Linked DNA regions of Homo sapiens: region 1 is linked to region 2. A link is a loop called in an ENCODE intact Hi-C map of the cell type or tissue named here. Cell type or tissue: mammary epithelial cell. All regions are shown on one strand. Each heading gives the region's core, and the rest is flanking DNA. Links, peaks and the distances in the headings are about the cores only.

What was found. Hi-C counts contacts between places; a loop is a spot of excess contacts. Peaks named below come from ENCODE experiments on the same cell type or tissue, not always from the same donor. Only the 100,000 strongest peaks of a DNase experiment are listed, where the experiment ranks them.
Region 1: it touches region 2 in a loop (3-fold over the local background); 3 of 110 quality-filtered maps call a loop at or near these places.

The regions. Positions count from the first base shown.
Region 1 is chr12:114,930,309-114,941,328 of GRCh38, reverse strand. LOC124903079 (a long non-coding RNA gene) reads left to right here and starts at 7,747. Exons shown (of 2, transcript XR_007063586.1): 1 at 7,747-8,310. In mammary epithelial cell, for the core only: a CTCF peak has its summit at 5,490 (motif pointing left); DNase peaks (open chromatin) are centred at 4,408 and 7,668; H3K27ac peaks cover 451 bases.
Region 2 is chr12:115,150,850-115,161,869 of GRCh38, reverse strand. The region is part of intron 1 of LOC124903081 (a long non-coding RNA gene); the gene reads right to left. Among named protein-coding and RNA genes, the nearest start is that of TBX3, 470 kb to the right of the region's middle. RefSeq lists an enhancer at 2,507-3,008. In mammary epithelial cell, for the core only: no CTCF peak of the experiment used is centred there; a DNase peak (open chromatin) is centred at 5,779; H3K27ac peaks cover 2,711 bases.

The DNA.
Region 1 (11,020 bases), core at 2,726-7,725, 220 kb after region 2:
AAGCAGTTGCTAGCACCATGTTTGTACAGCCTGTGGAACCATGAACAAAATGAACCTCTTTTCTTCATAAATTACCCAGTCTCAGGTATTCCTTTATAGCAACCCAAAATGAACCAACACATTGGATGTCTATTTCTACCTCTCCCTCTCCTATATTCAAACTTGTTCATTATCATGGTTATAAACTCAGACTCCAATTTTACACATTTGCTTTCAAATCCTAACCTAGTAGCCATGTGAGAGTGGAAAAGTTTCAACCTTTCTGAATCTCATTCACTATAAACTAAGAAAATAATAATGCCTACATTCCAAGGCTTATGAGAATGAAATGAGGTAAGACAAGCAAAGCCCTTAGTCAAGGGTCCAGCACACAGTAAACAATGAGTAAATAGTAGCAGCTATTCACTGTCTTGTTATGTGCATGGTGGGTGAATTATCCATAATTACTGATGAGAAAATGTATAAGCTAGAGTTTCTTGGGAGATCTATATGGAATAAATCAGTTACAAAATGAATGCTGTACCAATGCTCCTCTTGTCATAGGCTTGAAATTCCCTTAAATGAGGATGTGGGCACCAAAATCATGGAGGCTGAACAGCAAAGGACATTTGTGCTTTCCAGTGCTCTCTGTTCCTGCTACTTCCCAAGCTGCAAGTTTTCAGACCTCCTGGCCAGCCAGATTCCTGTTTAATATGGTGGAGGGAGGAGGAGGGAGGTGGCAAAGAGACTCACCCTTCAGATAATACCAAAATGTATCACAAAGTGTGGAAAGGAAGTAGCCACAGAATCAGTAAGTTGTTATGTTACAGAGGAGGGTGGTAAACAAGGTCCCTCCTGGGTAGCCAGCCTCCAAGGTGAGTCTTGCCTTTTTGTACTCACACACTTTTATACTCCTCTCTTATGCTAAATAGGGATGACCTGCAAAACCAATAGGTTATTGTGGAAATGTCAGATTGTCACTTCCAAGGCTAGGTCGTAAAAGGCAATGCAGCTCCTCCTTGCTTTCTCTCTTGCATCATTTATTCTGAGGGAAGCAGCCAGTGGCCATGTTATGAAAATGCTCAAGCCACTCTGAGAGAGGCCCATTCAGTGAGGAACTGAGGACTTCTTCCAGCAGCCATGTGAGGGTGCCATCTTGGAAGCAGATTCTCCAGCCCCAGTTGAGCCTTCAGATGACTGCAGCCCTGGGTGACATCTTGACTGCAACCTAGACACTGAGCCAGATCCACCCAGCTAAGCTACTCCTGAATTTCTGACCCTTAGAAACTGAGATGATAAATGTTTGCTGTGTGAAGCCTCTAAGTTTGGGGGAATGTGTTATATAGCAATAGATAACTGATATACCATCACTTTTCTTTATTTGGGGAAGACACAGTTTACTCAAATTCAGTTATTAGCTGAAACTATATGAAATTGTCAATATGGACAATTTTTATGCCACAAAATGGCAATGTTGGCCAGGTGCAGTGGCTCATGCCTGTAATCCCAGCACTTTGGAAGGCCAAGGCGGGGAGATCACTTGAGATCAGGAGTTCGAGACCAGCCTGGCCAACACGGTGAAACCTCTCTACCAAAAATACAAAAGAAAAAAGAAAGAGAAAAAAAAGAAAATTAGCCAGGTGTGATGGTGCGCACCTGTAGTCCCAGCTACCTGGGAGGCTGAGGTGGGAGAATCACTTGAACCCAGGAGGTGGAGGTTGCAATGAGCTGAGATCATGTGACTGCACTCCAGCCTGAGCAAGACCCTATCTCAAAAAACAAAAACAAAAACAAAAACAAAATGGCAATGTTGTATGGATAACGTCTACATTGACCTAGGTAGGGGCTCAGGTTCTGGGTAAATACAGTTCTGCTAGTAGAGCTACATTCCAGGAAAGGCCCAAAAGTAGGGTCTTTAGTTGAAGCTGGCTGTGTTTCTGAAAGCTAGAGTCCTTGGAGAGCAAAATCCTCCCAGCTCACCCAGTTGCACATGTTCTCTACTTCCCAGGGAGTTCTTAAAGCAAGGAGGGAACCCCAAAGGCCCTTCTAACAACTCTCTTCTTCTTTCTTGATCTCACAGTGCTGCTTTTTAAAAGCCCTGCAGTTCATTGAAGCTGCAAGTCAAAAGGCATCCTGCAGCAGATAATTAGAGAGATTGGTTCATGGGCCCCGGACACAGCACTCCTGCAAAGCCTCAAAGAGTCCCTGGTGAACCATTTGCCGGCTTTAATTTCTCAGGGGCTGCTTCAGCAGGTGGCCACTAGCAGGTAGTCAATAGGGACCTTCTGGTCGAAGACTGGGGCCTCTTTGGAAAGGTCAAATCCAGAGGCCGGAGGGCATGGCTCAAGAGGTCACGGGGTCAGGATCCATCACTGTGACAGATGAATCTAAGCATGTCTCTCTCTGTTTCTGGAAGCAAGGCCAAGCCTCTTGAGACAGAAAGGTGGCAGGGGGAGGGTGTTGGGGGCTCACAAAGAAAGGCGAGTCTGGTGTCTGGCCGGCACCTCTCAACTGGTCTTCATTAGGCCGGCCTGACAACCCTCTCTTCTGCCGCCCTCTGTCCCGCACTGATGGGGTGCTGTCTCCAGACCTCTCAACTGTTCCTCATTAGGTGAAACAGTGCGCTTTTGTCTGCATGAAGCCTTCTTTGTTCTGCCAGCGTGGCCAAGCTAGAAAGCCAGAAACTGATACAAAACAATGCGACTCTATCCTGAGGGGACCCCCTCCCTCCTCGATCTTCCTCCCCCTGGCCGGACAAGGAAGGGCGACTTCTCCCTTGCGGTCATATCCCTGGATGTCTAGCTGAGGATGTGTTCACTGGAGCAGAAAAAACGTGTTAAACATAGACCAGTAGCTCCCAAACTTGACTGCATATTGGAATCACCAGGAGATCTTCAAGTCATGTGGACTCCTGGTCTCCAGCCCCAGGCATTCTGATTGGATTGGTCTGAGGAGCAACTTGAGTATTAAGATTGAGAAGACCTCTCCGTGTGACTCTAATGTGCAGCATAGTTTGGGAACTACTGGCAGAGATGGAGAACTTCTATCAAATGCCATGCCCACCTGCCCTCCTCCGCATACTTTAAAATCAGGGGATGGTACACCTTGCAGGGCATGGTGCATTCATCTGAACATTCATCTGCTGGGCAAGCAGGAAGGCTACACCTGCACATAACAGGTAAAGCTGGTCTTTACCAGCTCTGTCTGAGAAGGCAATGTGGACACAGCCCATTCAAATGCAGAGGGGTGTTTTCATCTTGGCTTTCAGCACCTTAAATTGTGCGCAGATATTTTAAGATCCCCTCCAGTCATGCACCTCTTCTTCCCACCTGATCCTTGCCACTGAGCTCTCTCCAGGCGGGGCGGAATCCACATCCTCAAAGATAGAACTGGTGACAGAAAAACTTGGCTAGAGACAGGTTGTCTTTCCAGCTCCCATTCCCAAAGCAATGTTGAAGGGGTTATTCATGCAAAAGCTATTGAATCCTGATGTGTCTCCATACCTGCTGCTTGTCTATAGGCAGAGTAGGAAGATGGGTTGCAATTTCAGGACAAAGAAAGGCTCTCTTTTCCTATTCCAGCAGGCCCTAAATTATTTCTCCTCCCAACATCTACTAGTAAAAGTCTCACCTCTTTGTCGCCCAGGCCTAAAATGGCAACATCACAGATTTACATAGTTTAAAGCCTCACAACACTGTTTTCGAAAGTGGATGTTAGGTAGCAATGCCAGATTTCAAAAGTAAAAACATAGGACTCCCAGTTAAATTTGAAATTCAGAGGAACAGCTAATAATTTTCTTTTCTTTATTGTTCACCTGACATTGAAATGTAACTGGGAGTTCTGTATTTTATCTGGCAATACTAAAGAACGGAAAAGGTTAAGAGCTATTTGTAGGCCAGCGTGAATTAATTCAGCTAGTTGGCTCTTTGCTTAGCTGATAATAGTGTTTGCTGGAATGAAGCTTCTAATGGGGACAAGGAGGTAGCATTTTTTTACTTTAGGATGCTGTCTGGAAGGATTCTAAGGCCACAGCAATAAATAGGGAAAAGAACGTGTTGATTAATTAACCATGTTTACGATCGGTCTGGGATGGCAAGTGAAGGCATGTAAGCCATACATGTACAGCGATAGGTCAGCATCCTAATGACATGTAATAAATTATATCACCGGGATATTTGAACTTGGAGTCATTTTATAGGAAGAAATGGACAAGCAGTGTTTATCAATGAAACTGTACAAGAAATGGAAAATTGGCTGAGTCTTGAAAAATAAGAAACTATTCACTACATAGAAACTATGCTTTTTCCTTCTTGGACTTGTTTCTTGCTCTTCCCCTGAAGCAGCTCTTCTTATGCCAGGCACTCAATAGGTGCTTGACACATAAGCACTGACTCAACACTTTGAATTAGAAGTCACAGAGGGAGACTAATGGAACAGATTTTGAGCACTACTCCCCTTTCTTCCATCAGGCATCTGATGAGTCATCTAAGGTCATGTGATAGCAAAACTGTTGGGCCTATAGAAAAAGTCTTTTAAGACATCCACGTCATTAAGTTTTCCTGCTCTTCCAGAGATCTGGAGTCAACGAGTCCTCACCCACACACCTCCATTCTCCTGCATTACTGAGAACCAAGGCTCCTTCCGGACTACAGGCATTGAACCAAAACGGAAGTGGAGAGCCACCCTTGAATGGGAATGCCCACCTTTGCGTACATTTCAGATGGCAGACGGAACCCATTCATCAAACTATGAAAATTCCCTCCACTCTCGAGGAAGAATGGCCATGAAGGGCTTGTAAATACATGTCTTCAGGTTTAAACAAATTGCATCATTATTTTTATTTTTTGAGAGGAGTCCATGTGAAGGGAACTAGAGGCATGCTTGGGTGTTTGTCCTGCAGACAATGCATGCCTGGGTCTTGTGCTGTTTCCGTATCTTCTGCCCAAGCGCTGGCCAGCCTCATGGCCTCTCAACAGGAGAAGGGTGCCAATTCCTAACATTCTATTTTCATACTGTTTGATGATAAAAATCGCCCCAGCAGGGCGAATGGCAGTGAACAAAAACAGGAAGCAGACCCCTGATTAGATAGGAACAGGGTGGCTTGTAGAGTAATAAACAAAATGACTAAGAAGATAAATGAGAGAACCATGGATGCTGCCATCTCCTTCCTGAACAGGCCAAGAATAAATGGAAAGAAGAAATCGGGAAAGAAGTCATGTCTTGGGCTCTAAGTGGGGGTGAAGGAGGCTTGCTCTGCAACATCACTTTGCAGGGGCCTTCCTTGAGTTGCCTCTTGAGTGAAGGCCATCAGGACAACTATCTGGTTTTCAGTGACTTCCTTTGAAAATCTTGCCTAAGTGATTTAGTACTCTGTTTTGATATTTGGAGATCCTTTGAAATCTGTGATCTTAGAGCTTTAGCCAAACCAAGGGTCCACTTTGTCATGTTGCTACTCTTGGACAGTGGTGCTCAGTTGGGGCAGGAGATGGTAATTTTGCCCTCTAGTGGGCATTTGACAATGTCTAGTGAGTTGCCACAACTGATGGATGGTGCTGTTGGCATCTAGTGGGTAGAGGCCAGAGATGCTGCTAAATATCCCGTAACGCCTAGGATAGCCCCTAGCAACAAAGAATTATCCAGCCCTAAGTGTCAATAGTAGCAAAGCTGAGAAACCCTGATGTAAGGCAAGTTAAGATATAAAAATAGGTATAAGTTTGGGTATGGACATAGGGTGGGTACGAATGTGGACATAGAAGTAAACATAGACATATATTGAACCCATTCTGCAATGAAATCTTACTTCTTTTTCTTAAAAAAAAAAAAAAAGACAACTTCACTTCTGATAAAAAATCTTCACAGGGATAAATCACCAGGAAAGTGAGACTTAGACATTCCCCTATAAAGACCCAGAAGCTCCAGGCCTGCTCTAAGCATGGGCCTCGTGATGAGAGCACATGTTCAAATTCTACCTATAACATTTACGTCCTGTGTGATCTTTGGCAAGTTTCTTATTCTCTCTGAGTCTTAGCTCCATACTTATGACGTTGACTTAATAACTTCTATTTCTTATAGCTCCAGGCCTGCTCTGACCAGGGCCTCACGATGAGAGCACATGTTCAAATTCCACCTATAACATTTACGTCCTGTGTGATCTTTGGCAACTTTCTTATTCTCTCTGAGTCTTAGCTCTATATTTATGATGTTGACTTAATAACTTCTATTTCTTATAGCTGTGATGATAATGAATAGGATTGCATGAATAATGGCCAATACATTGTCTGTACCCTAGTCAAATAGGAGACATTCAATGAATTGCATCTGCTATTGATCATATAATCATCAACATGCTTCGATTTTAATGTACATTCAGGTATTTCTCCTTAGTACTCGAAGGGCTCTTTGCAATTGGAAAACATGATTTAGGGTACCAGGATGCTGAGATGGGACTCTGTCTCAATTTCAGCTGATGCCTCAAGGAATTAAGAACCAATAGGTAAGTTCATCAAGTGGTTTCCTTGAAGTCTCATCATCAGGAGGGATTGTGACAAGCTGAGATGCAGCTAGAATGCACAGTCACTTTGGATAGAGGCCTGCATTTCCAGCGGTCAGGGAACTGCTAGAATGGGCTCTCCATGGCACAGATGTGGGCCAAGTGACCACGCGGGAGAGTCAGCCTGGAGCCTTCAGGTACTGTCTTGGGCAAAGTGTTGGAAATCCAGTTTCCACTTACAAGAGGCAATCAGCAGCTGCCTTCAGTTTGAGTCCTTGTTCCCTGCACAGCCCCCAGGTCTGGGCCACCCTTCACAGAACCACACTACTGGTGGGTTTGGGTGTGAGTGTGAGTGTGCACCTGTGTATGTAAGGAAGGGAGCTATAGAGAAAGCAAATCTTCCTGTGGCCTGGAAAGATCAGCTTTGTGCTGATTTCCTTCTTTTTTTTTTTTTTTTTTTTTTTTTTTTGAGACAGGTTCTAGCTCTGTCACCCAGGCTGGAGTGCAGTTTTGGAAGTGCCATCCAGGTAGCAGAAGCTTTAGCACCTTCCTTTGGAAGGTGGGAATATTTAGACTGGTTGCTTTCCAACCTTAGCCAAAATTCCATCAGAAAGTCCTGTTTAAATACATGTACACTACGATGAGCTAAGAATAGAATTCATATCATGATAAGAATACCATTTATTTTAATAGCTTAGAGTTTTAAATGACCCATCAAATGACAATATACAAATACGGGACAGACCTGACATCCAGCATGTGTGCCTCCCCGCCATTACTGCAGTGCAGGGTCAGATTGCTGCATAGACCTCATCATTGCAGGAGTCTCAGAAGATATTGTTCTCCTCAGTACTGTGTTTGCTGTAAGAAATGATGATAAACCTCTGTGGTATGTTCTACAGATGAATTCAGAGGTTTTAGAATGAAGAAAGAATTTACCTTGGACTAGTCTTAGTGCTGGACAGGGTCCTTGGCACAGAATTAGCCCTTGGTACACATTTATTGAATTAAATGAGCACCCAGGCTGTAGCCAGTTGAACGTGAGATGTGTGTCCTCCCTATTTAACAAAAAACGTGGGTCACACTAGCCAGTGTCTTACCCTAATCATGTGGAGTAAAACAGGGGTTAACTAGCTTCCAGAATTCCTGGATGAATCACTGCCCACAGCCCCCACTGTGTTCCTGGCCCCAGGCTGGTCCAGGGGAGGAAACCTGACCTATAGGAGATCATCTGCCTACTGGCCAGTCACGGATGTGTCATACAGGGCACTGTCCACTGAGACATGACTCAGACCATAAATTCTGTTCTCAGAATTTAGAATTGGGAAACCAAGCTGCCGGTTGGTGAGGGTCACCAGTAGCACCAGGTCAGGATGTGGGGAGTAATGAGACCATGGCCATTGCCACTATGAGGAATGACAGACTAGGTGAGAAAAGGAGGATACAGCAGACTCCACAAGGGAGAAAAAATGAGAAAGGCCACAGGGCCCCAGATAGGGGCAGAAATGGTGCCCTTTACTCCGTAATTCTCAATTCCAGCTTTCTCGAGGTGTCCTTCCTCTTCCTGCCTTTGGCCTCTGGGATTTATCCTATTATTAATAACCCTATTAATAATAATTATTATTATTAACATTATTCTGTCTTATTGAGGATAATCTTACAATGAAAATTCCTTTAGCTTGAACCTGTGTGAGTAGAAATATATTCCTCAAACCCCAAAGAGCCTTGACTAAAGTAGTGACCTATGTGAGCACCACGGGAAATGAAAATCACTCAACATTTAGTGAAGGAGGTTGTGATCATAAAAGCTGGCTGAGAGATCCACATGGGGCATCCTTAAGGTAAGTAAACTGGTGGATTAACCTGCTAAGTTGCATTTTCATAAAGAAAAAAGATTAGTCCATTTGATAAGATATGAGAGGCATGATAAAAAGGACTTCCGGGTATGCTGTTGAGGGATGGTGATATCTTTTTTTTTCTTTTTTTTTTTTTTTTTTGAGATGAAGTCTCACTCTGTCCCTAGGCTGGAGTGCAGTGGTATGATCTCGGCTCACAGCAACCTCCGCCTCCTGGGTTCAAGTGATTCTCCTGCCTCAGCCTCCCAAGTAGCTGGGACTACAGGCACGTGCCACCACGCCCGGCTAATTTTTGTATTTTTAGTAGAGACAGGGTTTCACCATGTTGGCCAGGATGGTCTCGATCTCTTGATGTCATGATCTGCCCACCTCGGCCTCCCAAAGTGCTGGGATTACAGGTGTCAGTTACTGTGCCCGGCCAAGGGATGATGATATCTTTAGACTGTGACACCCTTATGTTCTTCCCCAGGGGGAGCACAGTCCTGTGAGATGGTTAGGCTTCAGGTGCAAGGAATATTGATTCATTTCATTCCCCCAAAGAAATTCTGTAAAACTCACTGACTTCTCAGGGTCCACACAAGAGACCAAATAACTATTTCTGTCCTTCCATATAATGTAAATTCCTGAATGGCCACTACACAAAAGTCAAAAGGGAAAAGAATATTTGTTATAGAGGAAAATGATACCAACATGGAATGAGAAATAGTGCTAAAGATGGAAAGAAAGAGCCAGGGAGAGAGATAGCAGGACAGGGAGAGAGAGCAACTTTCTCTCAGAGTCTCTATAGTCCTGAAAACAGGTCCATCTTTCAACATCATAATTAGATGAGCCAATAAATTACTTTGTGTTTTTTTTTTTCTTTATTTGGGTTTCTGCCGCTTGCAACCACAATAGTCATGGCTAATAGAGTGCAGGTAATGTAAGAACCCAGTGACATATTGTAAACTATGTTCTTACTAAGATTACAATATGGGTCTCCAAATGACACCAATCCCTCTGCCACCAGCCCTGTCACATTCTGATTCACCGTAAAATAAGAAAGAGTGTAAGATAATTTTTTTTTTGAGACAGAGTCTTACTCTGTCACCCATGCTGGAGTCCAGTGGTTCAATCTCGGCTCACTGCAACCTCCACCTCCCAGGTTCAAGTGATTCTCCTGCCTCAGCCTCCCAAGTAGCTGGGATTACAGGCGCCCGCCACCACACCTGGCTAATTTTTGTATTTTTAGTAGAGACAGGGTTTCACCATGTTGGCAAGGCTGGTCTCAAACTCCTGACCTCAGGTGATCCATCCACCTCAGCCTGCCAAATTGCTGGGATTACAGGCATAAGCCATCATGCCTAGTGTAAGATACTTTTAATGGAACTTTCCTAAAGGGAGTTAAGTGGAAAAATGGACCCATGATCACAATAATTAGTAAAAGATGGAGTTAAAGAAAATTATTCTTACACTGAAAACTATAAAACATTGATGACAAAAATTAAAGTAGACACATAAAAATGGGAAGATACCCTATGTTCATAGATTGGAAGAATTAATATTGTTAAAATGTCCTTATTAACCAAAGCAATTAACAGACTCAATGCAACCTCTACCAAAATTCCAAAGACATTTTTTACAGAAATAGAAAAACAACCCTAAAATTCATATGGAACCACAAAAGACTCTGAATATAAACAAAGCAATTGTGAGAAGAAAAAAAAAAAGCTGAAAGCGTCACATTACTTGACTTTAAATATAATACAAAGCTATAGTAATCAAAACAGTATGGCACTGACATAAAAACAGACACATAGACCAATAGAACAGAACATAGAGCTCAGAAATAAACCCATGCATTTGCAGCAAATTTTCAACAAGGACACCAAGAATACGCAATGGAGAAAGAATAGTATCTTCAATAAATGGTGTTGGGAAACTGGATATCCATATGCAGAAGAAAGAAATTGGACTCTTAGCTCATACACAAAAATGAGCTCAAAATGGATTAAAGACTTAATGTAAAGCCTAAAACTGTAAAACTCCTAGAGAGAAAAACGTAGGGAAAGAGCTCCTTGATGTTTCCCTTCTCCTGGCAATTATTTTTTGGAATATGACACCAAAAGCACAGGCAACAAAACCAAAAATAGACAACTAAGCCTATATCAAACTAAAATGCTTCTGCACAGAAAAAAATCAATAAAATGAAAAGGCAACATAAAGAATGAGTGGAAGAAAATATTTGCAAACCATATATCTAGTAAGGGATTGATGAACAAAATATACAAGAAAGTCATATGACTCGATAGAAAAAAAAAACCCACAAATGGCATGTTTTTTTTTGTTTGTTTGTTTGTTTTTTTTGAGACGGAGTCTTGCTCTTTCACCCAGGCTGGACTGCAGTGGTGCTATCTCGGCTCACTGCAAGCTCCACCTCCCGGGTTCACGCCATTCTCCTGCCTCAGCCTCCCAAGTAGCTGAGACTACAGGAGCCCGCCACCGCGCCTGGCTAATTTTTTTTGTATTTTTAGTAGAGATGGGGTTTCACCATGTTAGCCAGGATGGTCTCGATCTCCTGACCTCGTGATCCACCCGCCTTAGACTCCCAAAGTGCTGGGATTACAGGCGTGAACCACCGCGCCCGGCCAACATGATTTTTTAAATGGGCAAAGGAGCTGATTAGATATTTGTTCAAAGAAGATATAAAAATGGCCAA
Region 2 (11,020 bases), core at 3,663-8,662:
TCTGAGCCTCGGTTTTCTCATCTTCGAATGGGACTAACTCTATATGCTTTGCAGGATTGCTGTTAGCAATCAGATGAGATGCTACACATAAAACTTAGTGCAGTGCTTAAGTGATTTAATTAGCAACAACTAATGTGTGTGTGTAAATAGATCAATATTATACCTTTCTAAGAGTTTTCTAAAAACTATGAAAGAATCTGACAAAATTGCACAGATCAAAATTTTATTGTACCAGCTATTTATTTCTATCACTGCACTATTTATCTTTTTCTAGACAGATAGATAGATAGACAGTGGATAGATAGATAATGATGACATGGATATGATGGAAAGAGAGAGAGGATGGATAGAGAGAGAGATGGATAGGTAAATAGATAATGATGACATGAATATGATAGAAAGAGAAAAACAGAGAGAGGTATGGATGTATGGATAGATAGATATAACAGATATGACAGAGAGATAGAGAAAGAGATGGGTGGATGAAGATATATATATATATATATATATATATGTGATCTTGTCATTTGTTCCCTTGATACAATAAATAAACATATTAAGTATGCTAAATCCATACATGTTCAAACAACATTGACTCCATTAAGTGCGTTAAATAGATTAAATGAAAGAAAACAGGCAGATGAACTATGAGTTCCTTCCATTGGCCTCTCCTGTTCTTACCCTGCTACAGGGCTGCAGTTGGACTAAAATAGTTGTATTTACTGAGTCTAGATGGTTCTCACCGCCTTCCTTCCCTTCCTACTGTCTGTTCCACTCTTGCTTCTCCTAGCATCTCCTGTCTTGGCTATAGGAGGCTGCTTTCTCAGCTTGACCCCTTGGGGCTTTCCAGAACCTTTTTACTTAAACATATATTGACCTAGGCCTTACTTCCTTGGGTGAATTATGCCACAGGCAGCAATCTCCGGGCCATAAATTAACCTGCAACCCCATGCAGCTGTCTGCTAATGATGTGGATGGTGAAACTGTGTCTTTGCTGAACTGGATGAACAAGGGCTCTCTAAATTTTGTCAGCTGACAGCTCCCTCTCTCCTCCTCACCTGGCTGGCTTTTCTATGACTCTTTGTCTGGTATCATCTTTAACTTGTCTCCTGCATTCATGGCAAAGATAAAAGGACTCCATCAGCTTCCAGGAAGCCAAGGAAAGAGAAGGAGCTTGATTTCATTACCTGATACATAGTAGGTGTTCTGCACATATTGGCAAGTGATTGGCGACTAGAAAGAGCACAGCATGATGTCTGCTATGATTGCTGCTATTATTCTTATTCATCTCAGCGCTCCTTAGAGCCAAGCCAGAGCCTCGTTCAGACTGATTTCTCCAGGCTCTACAAGAGTGCCTGTCATGCAAAAGGAGGAATGGAGAGATGCTGGGTTAATTCCAGGGATCAGAATTTCCTCCTTTATGGATCACTCTTCTTTCTTCACCAGCATTTTTGCTTTGTAACCTTCTGTCAAAATGCTTAGCTGGGCTGAGTTGGGTTCACGGGCTCAGATAAACATATTGACTCAATATCTCTCTCCCCTTTCTTTTGCACTTTGAATGAATTCCTTTATATCCATCTTATCTCCTCCCTCCAGGAGATCAACAGAGAATAACTTTTTATGAGTTTGAGTTGATGAATTTGTAAAATATTAATTAGCATCATGAAAGAAATTTAGGGTTAGTAATTCACCAAGAAGCTAGCCCTCTTGGTCCCATCTCCCTGAAATATCAAGTATCTGGAAGACCCCCAACTCAAGACCCACAAAACTTCCCATCAAACAGAATGATAATGATCTCAGAGCCACACATTTATGGCATCTGTAATTAACAGAGCACTCTCCTTTCTTTTAGCTTGGTTGTGCTTTCTGATTAAGTCTGTGCATTGGCAGGACAGGTGTTACGACAAACCCGTTTGTCAGATGAAAAAACTGGGGCCTGTGTTCATAAAGTAGCTCTTCTCCTGAAGGTCTCTTTACTGGGACAGCATCTGAAGAAGCAGGAAATCATGTGCAAAAATGGTACTCACCAACAGAGCTATTACTACCACTAATACATATGCTAAACATATTACATCCATTAACTCATGTAATTCTCACGGCAACTGTATGAGACGTGGGCTAGAGCCATCTTCATTGTACAGAGGAGAAATTGAGGGCCATAAAGGTTGAGTAATTTGACTAAGGTACGAAGAAACAGTGATAGCAAGGATTCCAACTCAGGTCTGTCTAACTCCAGAACAGCATGTGTAACTATTGTCCTGTTCTGAGTGGCAGTAGTTGTGCTTGGAAGCATTATTAATCTGAATCCACAAACCCTCTGAGAAATCCAGGGATTGGCTTCAGAGGGCTTGTGAGCTCTTTGAAATTGCATTCACAGATTTCACTGTTTGTGCACAATTTAAAAACAGAGAGAGTGTCTATAGCTATCAACAGATTATGATGGGGGTCCATGACACCAAAATTAGGGACGAAAGTTTAGGCCCAGAGTTAGATCATGAGTAGTAAAAGCATCTGACAACCTCAGAACCATCCAGCTGATTAAACTGTTTATACTCTGCCGCCAGATGCAGAGTTCTTTTCTTTTTGGTTCTTACCCCCCTGGCAATTGACTTTGGATAAAACTGAAAAAGTGAAGGAGCCATCTAAAGCTGTAAATATTATAGGAAGCAAGAAGCTGAGCGAGTGGGGCCAGCATTCCTGAGGCCTGGAAGAGCAGGAATGGCCCAGCTTGCCCAAGGATCAAAGGAAAGAGGCAAACCCTTCATCACCAGGTTTCCACATCAGCACCATTTAGGGCAGGAAGATGTCAAGGGGGAAGGCTTTCTTTGAAGTGTCAAGATAAGAACCGTCTCCACCTCCCTTTAGTGTGAAAGTCATTCCTCCAGGAGCCAGGGGAGGGTGTGAGGCATTTGGCTGTCTATACGAGGGCTGGAAGGAACTTATCAACTGAGGCAGACACCTTCTTGGCTCCAGGCTATGTCTGGACTCGGCCACAGATCTCCAGTGGACATAAAGCCTTAAAATATATGAAACGCTGAGCCACAGTACCTTGGTGTTCTGTCTCGGGTTGTGGATAAACTGGCTTTAGAGTTGAATAGTGGAGTGGACAGGGCCTGCATTCACATCAACTGGGTACACCTTGTTCCTTCTGGCTGGGCAAGTTGAGGCAAGTTACTTAGCCTCTCTGAATCTCAGTTCCAATGGGAATTATAGTCATAGCCCCTGTATCTAGAGTTTATTTGAAAATCAAATGAGATTATGCACACTATTTCCTTTCCACAATATCTGTTGCACAGAAACATTTAAAAAAATTTAATATCTGACTTAATATATCTGGTCTAACTGAACTTTAGAATCAAAAAGTCAGATGATGTGACATTCTTTTCACAAATATTACTTTTATCCCGTTTTAAGTGGTTTGAGTTGAAGGGTAAGATCCTGCGTTTCTTCCTTTTCCAACACAGGCATGATACAGTAGCTGAGAGCAGATTGCTGGCATTTGAAACCTGGCTTTACCACTTAATACCTGTACAAACTTTGGGATGGAAAAGTTATTTAGCTTCTCTGTGCCCTTGTTTTCTCATCTGCAAAATGAGGATGTTTTTACAAACGTTGATTATCAGAATTAACTAATTTATCCTAGTAACAGTTAGAACAGTGCTTGGCACATAGGAAGCACTTAATAAGTGTGAGTTTTAGTTTGTAAGCCCCTGCTACCAGCGTCCGTAGCTACCAATAACTATTTGTTAAAGAGAATTTATTGAGAAACTGGAGTGTACCCAACATTAGGTACCAGGATTTAGAAGCATCCATCGGCCTTGTCCCTAAAATGCTTACATTTTAATAGAAGGAATGATATACAGCCATCCAGTTGCTCATTCAATCAAAAACTTCAAGGCTTAAATTAGGCTGGACATTTATTCCCTCTATTATAGGATAGTTTGGATGTTTCAAGCTGTGGTGTTCATGGGGATTCTTTTCTCTGCCGGCAACACCCTTGGACACTTGCTCTACCCTTCTTTTTCAATATCGTTTAGCTTGAATGCCACTTATTCCAGGAAGCCCTCCCTGATTTTGGATTAAGTTAGTTCTCCCTATCTTTTTTTTTTTTTTTTTTTTTTTTTTTTTTTTTAGATGGAGTCTTGCTACATATCCCAGGCTGGAGTGCAGTGGCATGATCTCGGCTCACTGCAACCTCCGTCTCCTGGGTTCAAGCGATTCTCCTGCCTCAGCCTCCCAAGTAGCTGGGACCACAGGCACGTGCCAACATGCCCGGCTACTTTTTTGTATTTTTAGTAGAGACGGGGTTTCACCATGTTAGCCAGGATGGTCCCGATCTCCTGACCTCGTGATCTGCCTCCTCGGCCTCCCAAAGTGCTGGGATTATAGGCGTAAGCCTCCGCGCCCAGCCTAGTTCTCCCTATCTTATGCCCCATACACCCTACTTCCTCTATCATGTTTGAATGATTGGATTAATGTCTGATTTCATTATTCTTTAAATTCATAAAGATAGGCTCTAAATATGCCTTTCTTTTGCTACATCTCCAGCATCTCATGTGGTGCCTGGCACATACAGGTATTGAAAATATATTTGTGAATGGACAAATAAAAGAGGGAATTTCTGGGTGTAGATTTCCTCTGTTGGAAAGTATTCTTAATTTTCCCAGGCCATCCCAATGGCAAGTGATATTTCCACATTGCAAAGCTGAGCGGCAGTGAGTTCTGAAACTTTCAGAGCTCACAAGATCCTCTGTGGCAGTCAGTCTAGGCTAGCTGTTTTTCAGATGAAGAAACTGAGTCCAGAGGTAAGGGGATGCATCCAACTGACCTAATGTGCAGACCTGGGACTGCAACTCAGAACTTTTAACTCCTAGAATCTTCCACAAGACAAAAGGAGTGGAATTCCCTCACTAAAATTGATAATTCCTTTAGTGTAGAATAATTGGGACTTGCCAGTTAGAGATGGAGGTGACTGAGGCAGTTATTTGCAACAAAGTAGCTTTCTCATTAGAGGTAAGTATTGGGGTATAGTAAGAAAAGAAAATTAAATAAAAACATGGGTTCAAGAAAACAAGGGCTCAATTCTTGTATTATCTCAGAATACCCACAATGTCTTCATTTCTAAGTGGGTGTGATGATGCTTTATTAAGGGAATTTTATATTTCACATGAAGCAATGCCTGTGTGGCATAGTAAAGAGTGTGAGAGGCTGGCTCTGTGGTGGCTTGTGCCTGTAATCCCAGTGCTTTGGGAGGCCAAGTTAGGAGGATTGCTTCAGGCCAGAAGTTAAAGACCAGCCTGAGCAACATAATGAGATTCTGTCTCTACAAAAAAAAAAAAAAAAATTTCCCAGGCATTGTGGTGCATGCCTGTACTCAGAAGGCTGGGGCAGGAGGATTGCTTGAGCCTAGGAGTCCAAGGCTGCAATGAGCTATGATTGTACCATCGCACTCCAGCCTGGATGACAGAGCAAGACCTTGTCTCTACATCTCAAAAAAAAAAAAAAAAAAAAAAAGGAAGGAATTTGGCTGGGCTTTGTCTCTGGTTTCTAAATGGGAAACCCTAAATCTTTGGAATTTCCTGAGCAATAGGAGTCTTTGTTACTCATGAGCCTCTCAGACCATACCTGAGTTTATGGTAAGAGATGAGGTGACTCAGGATGGGGGCTGGTCAACCAGAAACACTAATCACACAGTTAGACATTTGAGGCTTCGAGACAGCCTAACCACTGGGAGGGGTGGCTGATGAAGACCAGGTTTGACCATGTGGTCCATGATTCAATCCATCATTGCTATGCAATGTAACCCCAATAAAAAATCTAGACACCAAAACTAATGGAGCTTCCTGATGACCAAAAACACTGATGTGTCAAGAGGGTGATGTACTCCGATTCCGTGGGGAGAGGCACGGAAGCTTTGTGTTCGGGACCTTCCCAGACCTCAGCCTTATGTGTCTCTCCTTTTGGCTAGTCCTGATTTTGTATCCTTTGTAATAAAACTATAACTCTAGGTATAGTTATTTCCTGTATTCTCTGAGTCATTCTAGCAAATTATCCAGCCCCTTTCAAGAGTCATGCACTCTTGAATTTTCAGCCAGTTGGTCAGAAGTGTGAGTGGCCTGGACACCCTCAAGCTTGTGGCTAGCATCGGAAGTGAGTATAGTCTTACTGGGGAGTGTGTCCTTCACTTGTGGACTTGGTGCTAACACCAGCTGGTGGTTAGCATCAGAATTCAGTGTAGAATAGCAGAGTGTGAGATGTTTATGGTAGACTGTGGCCACACTGGTTTTGTCTTTATCACAGTTTCCTTATTTCCCTTCCTGTGATGGTCTCAGAGCCCACCTTCTCTGCTGGCAACCCACTTCATGTGACTTGACTGGGATCAACAATCCCTTCACACCTCCATCACACTAGTGGACACTTAACTGAAAGCAAATTGTTCAGACTTTCCCAGGACTTTTCTATAGGAAAGATGGTGGCTTTCAGCTGGAGAATGTGAACTGTGGTTCTCCACTGGCCACCATGCCTGTCATGTGGATGGAGTGTGCCTGAGAGTTGAAGAGAAAGGCAGCCTAGTCAATCCATGAGTCTTAGATCAAATAACACTTCAGAGGAGTATTATTCAGTTACATGAGACAATAAGTCACCATTATCTTTTTGTTGTTGTTGTTGTTGATAAAAGTAATTTGAATTGGGTTCAAAAGTAAGCTTACCATCAATGGTTCACTGGATAAAGCAAATGTGGTACATGTACACCATGGAATACTATGCAGCCATAATAAAGAATGAAATCATGTCTTTTGCAGCAACATAGATGGAGCTGGAGGCCATAATCCTAAGCGAATTAATGTAGGCACAGAAAGGCAAATACTTCCTGTTCTCTCTTATAAGACGAAGTTAAATATCAAATACACATGGACACAAAGAAGGAAACAATAGGCATCAGGGCTTACTTGAGAATGGAGGGTGAGGATTGAAAAACTTCCTATCAGATACTCTGCTCATTACCTGGGTGACAAGATTATCTGTACACCAAACCCCTGTAACACACAGTTTACCCATATAACAAACCTGCACATATAACCCTTGAGCCTAAAATAAAAGTAGGAAAGAAAAAAATAAAGTTTAAAAGTAGGCTTAAAATCCCCAAATTTTCCTTTTAATTTGTAGCACACAACAACCCACACTGCTCCCTTCAATGAATAATGTAAATGGCTACAGATTCTTCTACCTTTATGGAGAGAAGTGAGTTCTCATACCTCTATACTGGAGACTATGCTGGCCCTATTGATTTGTTTGACTGATAAAATGTGGTAAAAGGGATGTTGACTTCTGACACTTAATCAAAAGAAGCCTCGAGTTTCTTCTCAGACTTTGGAACACTCACTTTGAGGCAGGACACCACTATGTATGAAGTCTGACCACCCTGGAACTGCCATGCTAGAGAGACCACCCAGGGAACAATTGAGAGGACACGACCACCTGGCACCCAGCTGGCCTAGCCACTCCTCACCAAGGCAGACCCCTCCATGGAGATTCCAGACAATATATGAAGCAGAGACAAGTCAGCCTCACTAAATACTGCCCAAAGAACAGGCCCACAGGCAGGCTCGCAGGCCCTGAGCTCTAAGGTGGTTGGTTATGCAACAATACGTAAATGAAACAGATAGTAATATAATAATAATGGTAAACCTTTCCCCAATGGTTCTTCCTATATGCCAGGTACTCAAAGGTACCATTTCATTGCTTCATCAAAGCAACCCAGACAGCCGTGATCGTGCCACTGCACTCCAGCCTGGGTGGCAGAGCAAGACCCTGTTTCAAAAAAAAAAAAAGCAACCTAAGGAGATAGGTACTATTATTAACTGCATTTTAGAGATGAGAAAACTGAGGGTTAGGGAGACAAAATCACATGTACAAGGTCACAAAACTTTGAAGTAACAGAACCAGGACTTCAGCCACTTGGATTCCAAGGCCCAGACTCTTAACTGCCACATTCTACTGCCCCTTGATTGTGCTGTGACAGCCGTAGGCATGACCCCTTCTGGAAGTTAGCCAAATCCATGGAGCTTTTGTCTTAAACAGAGCCCTGGCAATAATCAGCACACCCCAAAGGAGAGAGTTTATTCACAATGCCGTGGACAAAGTTAAGAGGAGCTAGCAATGATGAGGAACCTTCTGGAAAATCAGAAACACACTACCTACCACCCTTATGCCTGCAAGGTCATCAGAACCTGGTGAAAGCTGAAGCTGTAGGAGAGTGAAGACAGAAGATGTGACCTGCCTTCCTTAGAGAAAAGGAGCCACTGCAAACCCACCACCTGGAGGGAAGAACGAACCCCAGCCTCTTTCCTCCCTCTCTCCACTCTCCAGTGGGTGCCTCCCTTTGGCCAAACCCAAATGGGAGCCAGCGAGAAGTGGAGCCCATTGAAGTAACCCATGCGGGTCAGTTTTGTGGGCACAGGGCAGAATGGAGAAGGCCACAGAGTGAGCCTGGGCCAACAGCAATGCATTATTCATGTCGTCCCTCTTCCCCAGACTTGGTACAGGTGGAAATTAGACATCCCAAAAGTCAGATGAAAATACATGAGATATATTGTCCTCCTGGGGTTTCTGGAGTAACTAAACCCCATATCCAACTCCATTGGTTTCTGTCACCTTTCCAGAGCTCATTTCCAAAAGGAAATAACACCTGCCCCAAAACTCCACCTGCTGTATGCAGCCACCTCTCTGAATCTCCAGCTGCCAAAGGCTGACAGTAAGTCACAGGAGCGTATTGATTTCTCAAGGGAAAGATGAGTGAAGTGAAGGCAGAACTCCTCCAGGCGCTGGATGAAAACCCTTGTGCTGGAAGGTGAATGAGGCAAGCTAGGACTGGGAGGGGGAGGTGGGATAAAATCTTGCAGCCACAGCCTTTCCCAAGGAAAGGAAAAGATCTAAAGAATCTCTTCTACACTGAACACAGTCAACAGTTAACTGAAGAACTTCTGAGATTTGCATTTGACTTCATTATATGCTTTTTGATTTCCTGGACTAAGCGGACCGCTATTAATTAGTTTTTGTTCGGGTTAATCCAGCTTTTCTTTCATTCTCCCACTAAGAGTTTAAGTTTGAAATGTCACTAACAACCTGGATAATTTAGTGCCCAAACCCTCAACGGTCAGGGAATTAAAGCTAATGAATAATACGTTCAACCAATTTAATTCTAGAAGCAGCTCATTAACATATCGAAAGACTTTAAAATGTGCACCCTCCTTGACCCTAAAATTTCCTAACAAATGTTTTTTTCTAAAGAAATGATTATGAATGCGTACAGATATTCATTTAAAATGGTGTTCACTGAATTATTGTTCAGGTTTGCAAAGACTGGGAACAATCTAATATTTAAAAAAATAAAATAATAATAATAATAATAATGGCAATAATAACAGCCAAAATAATTATCATGTCAAATATTTAGTGTTTCCCATGTACCAAGCACTATTTTAAGCACTTTACTTAAATTAGCTTATTTCATACCGAAAATAATCCTATGAGTTTGATGCTGTTATTTTGACCAATTTAGAGCTAACAAAACTGAAGCGCAGAAAGGTTAAGCAACTTGCTCAAAGTTACACACAGCCTGCACATGGAGCCATGCAGGCTCATGCATAACTTTTGCCAGGGCCAAGACAAGGGAACAAATGAAAAGTCTTCAGACCATTTGAAAAGTCATAAATCAGGCCGGGCGCGGTGGCTGACGCCTGTAATCCCAGCACTTTGGGAGGCCGAGGCGGGTGGATCACGAGGTCAGGAGATTGAGACCATCCTGGCCAACACGGTGAAACCCTGTCTCTACTAAAAACACAAAAAATTAGCTGGGCATGGTGGCAGGCACCTGTAGTCCCAGCTGCTCGGGAGGCTGAGGCAGGAGAATGGTGTGAACCTGGGAGGCGGAGCTTGCAGTGAGCCAAGATTGCGCCACTGCACTCCAGCCTGGGTGACAAAGCAAGACTCTGTCTCGAAAAAAAATCTAAAAAAAATTTAAAAAGTCATAAATCAAGCTAATTAACTGTCAAATAATATTTTTTCCATTGTCTCATCTGAATAAATATGCTTTTGTAATGACTTGAGAGGCCAGGACTGAATGTTGAGTCCTCAGACTCCTTGACTCACTCTACCCGGATGTGGGGGTGTGGAGAGAACCAGCCCATGGCCAACAACTGGCCCCTTTCTTTTCCCACCCCCAGTTTCATCCCACGCTGTCAGAAGACACATGCAGATGTGTGTGGACATGCCAACAAGCACATTGAAGCTCCATTGAGACCCCTCCACCTAAACAGTGGCCTCCTCACCTCCCCTTAGGTCTGAGGGTACATACACCGGAAATCTCATCATCCTCAGGGAGCCCAGAGAAAAGCCAGGACCAACCCTAGATGCAGATTTAGGGCTGCAAAAGCAGGAAATTATTGTGTCCCAGGTATCTGGAATGTGATTTAGAAGAGGGCATGGGTTCTTAAAAAAAGGTGCATGTCTGGCTGGGCACGGTGGCTCCTGCCTGTAATCCCAACACTTTGGGAGGCCCGAGGTGGGTGGATCACGAGGGTAGGAGATGAAGACCATCCTGGCCAACATGGTGAAACCCTGTCTCCACTAAAAATCCAAAAATTAGCTGGGTGTGGTGGCACACGCTTGTAATCCCAGCTACTTGGGAGGCTGAGACAGGAAAATCACTTGAACCCGGGAGGCGGAGGTGGCAGTGAGCCGAGATTGTGCCACTGCACTCCAGCCTGGCGACAGAGTAGGATTCCAGAAAAAAAAAACAAAGAATTCGTGTCCTCACCCTACAGACTTCTCACCTCATGGGAAGAGATGGGGCAGGAGGAGGGCCAGAGTGGCATACTGATATCTCAAGGGAAATCAGTAAACACTGGAGCATGGGTCCATCCAAAGCAGGGATTCCTTTTACCCAGGTCTAAGAATGGTGTTGAAACTGGCATTTGAACCCAAATGAAACCTTGTGCTCATAGCCATTACACTAGAG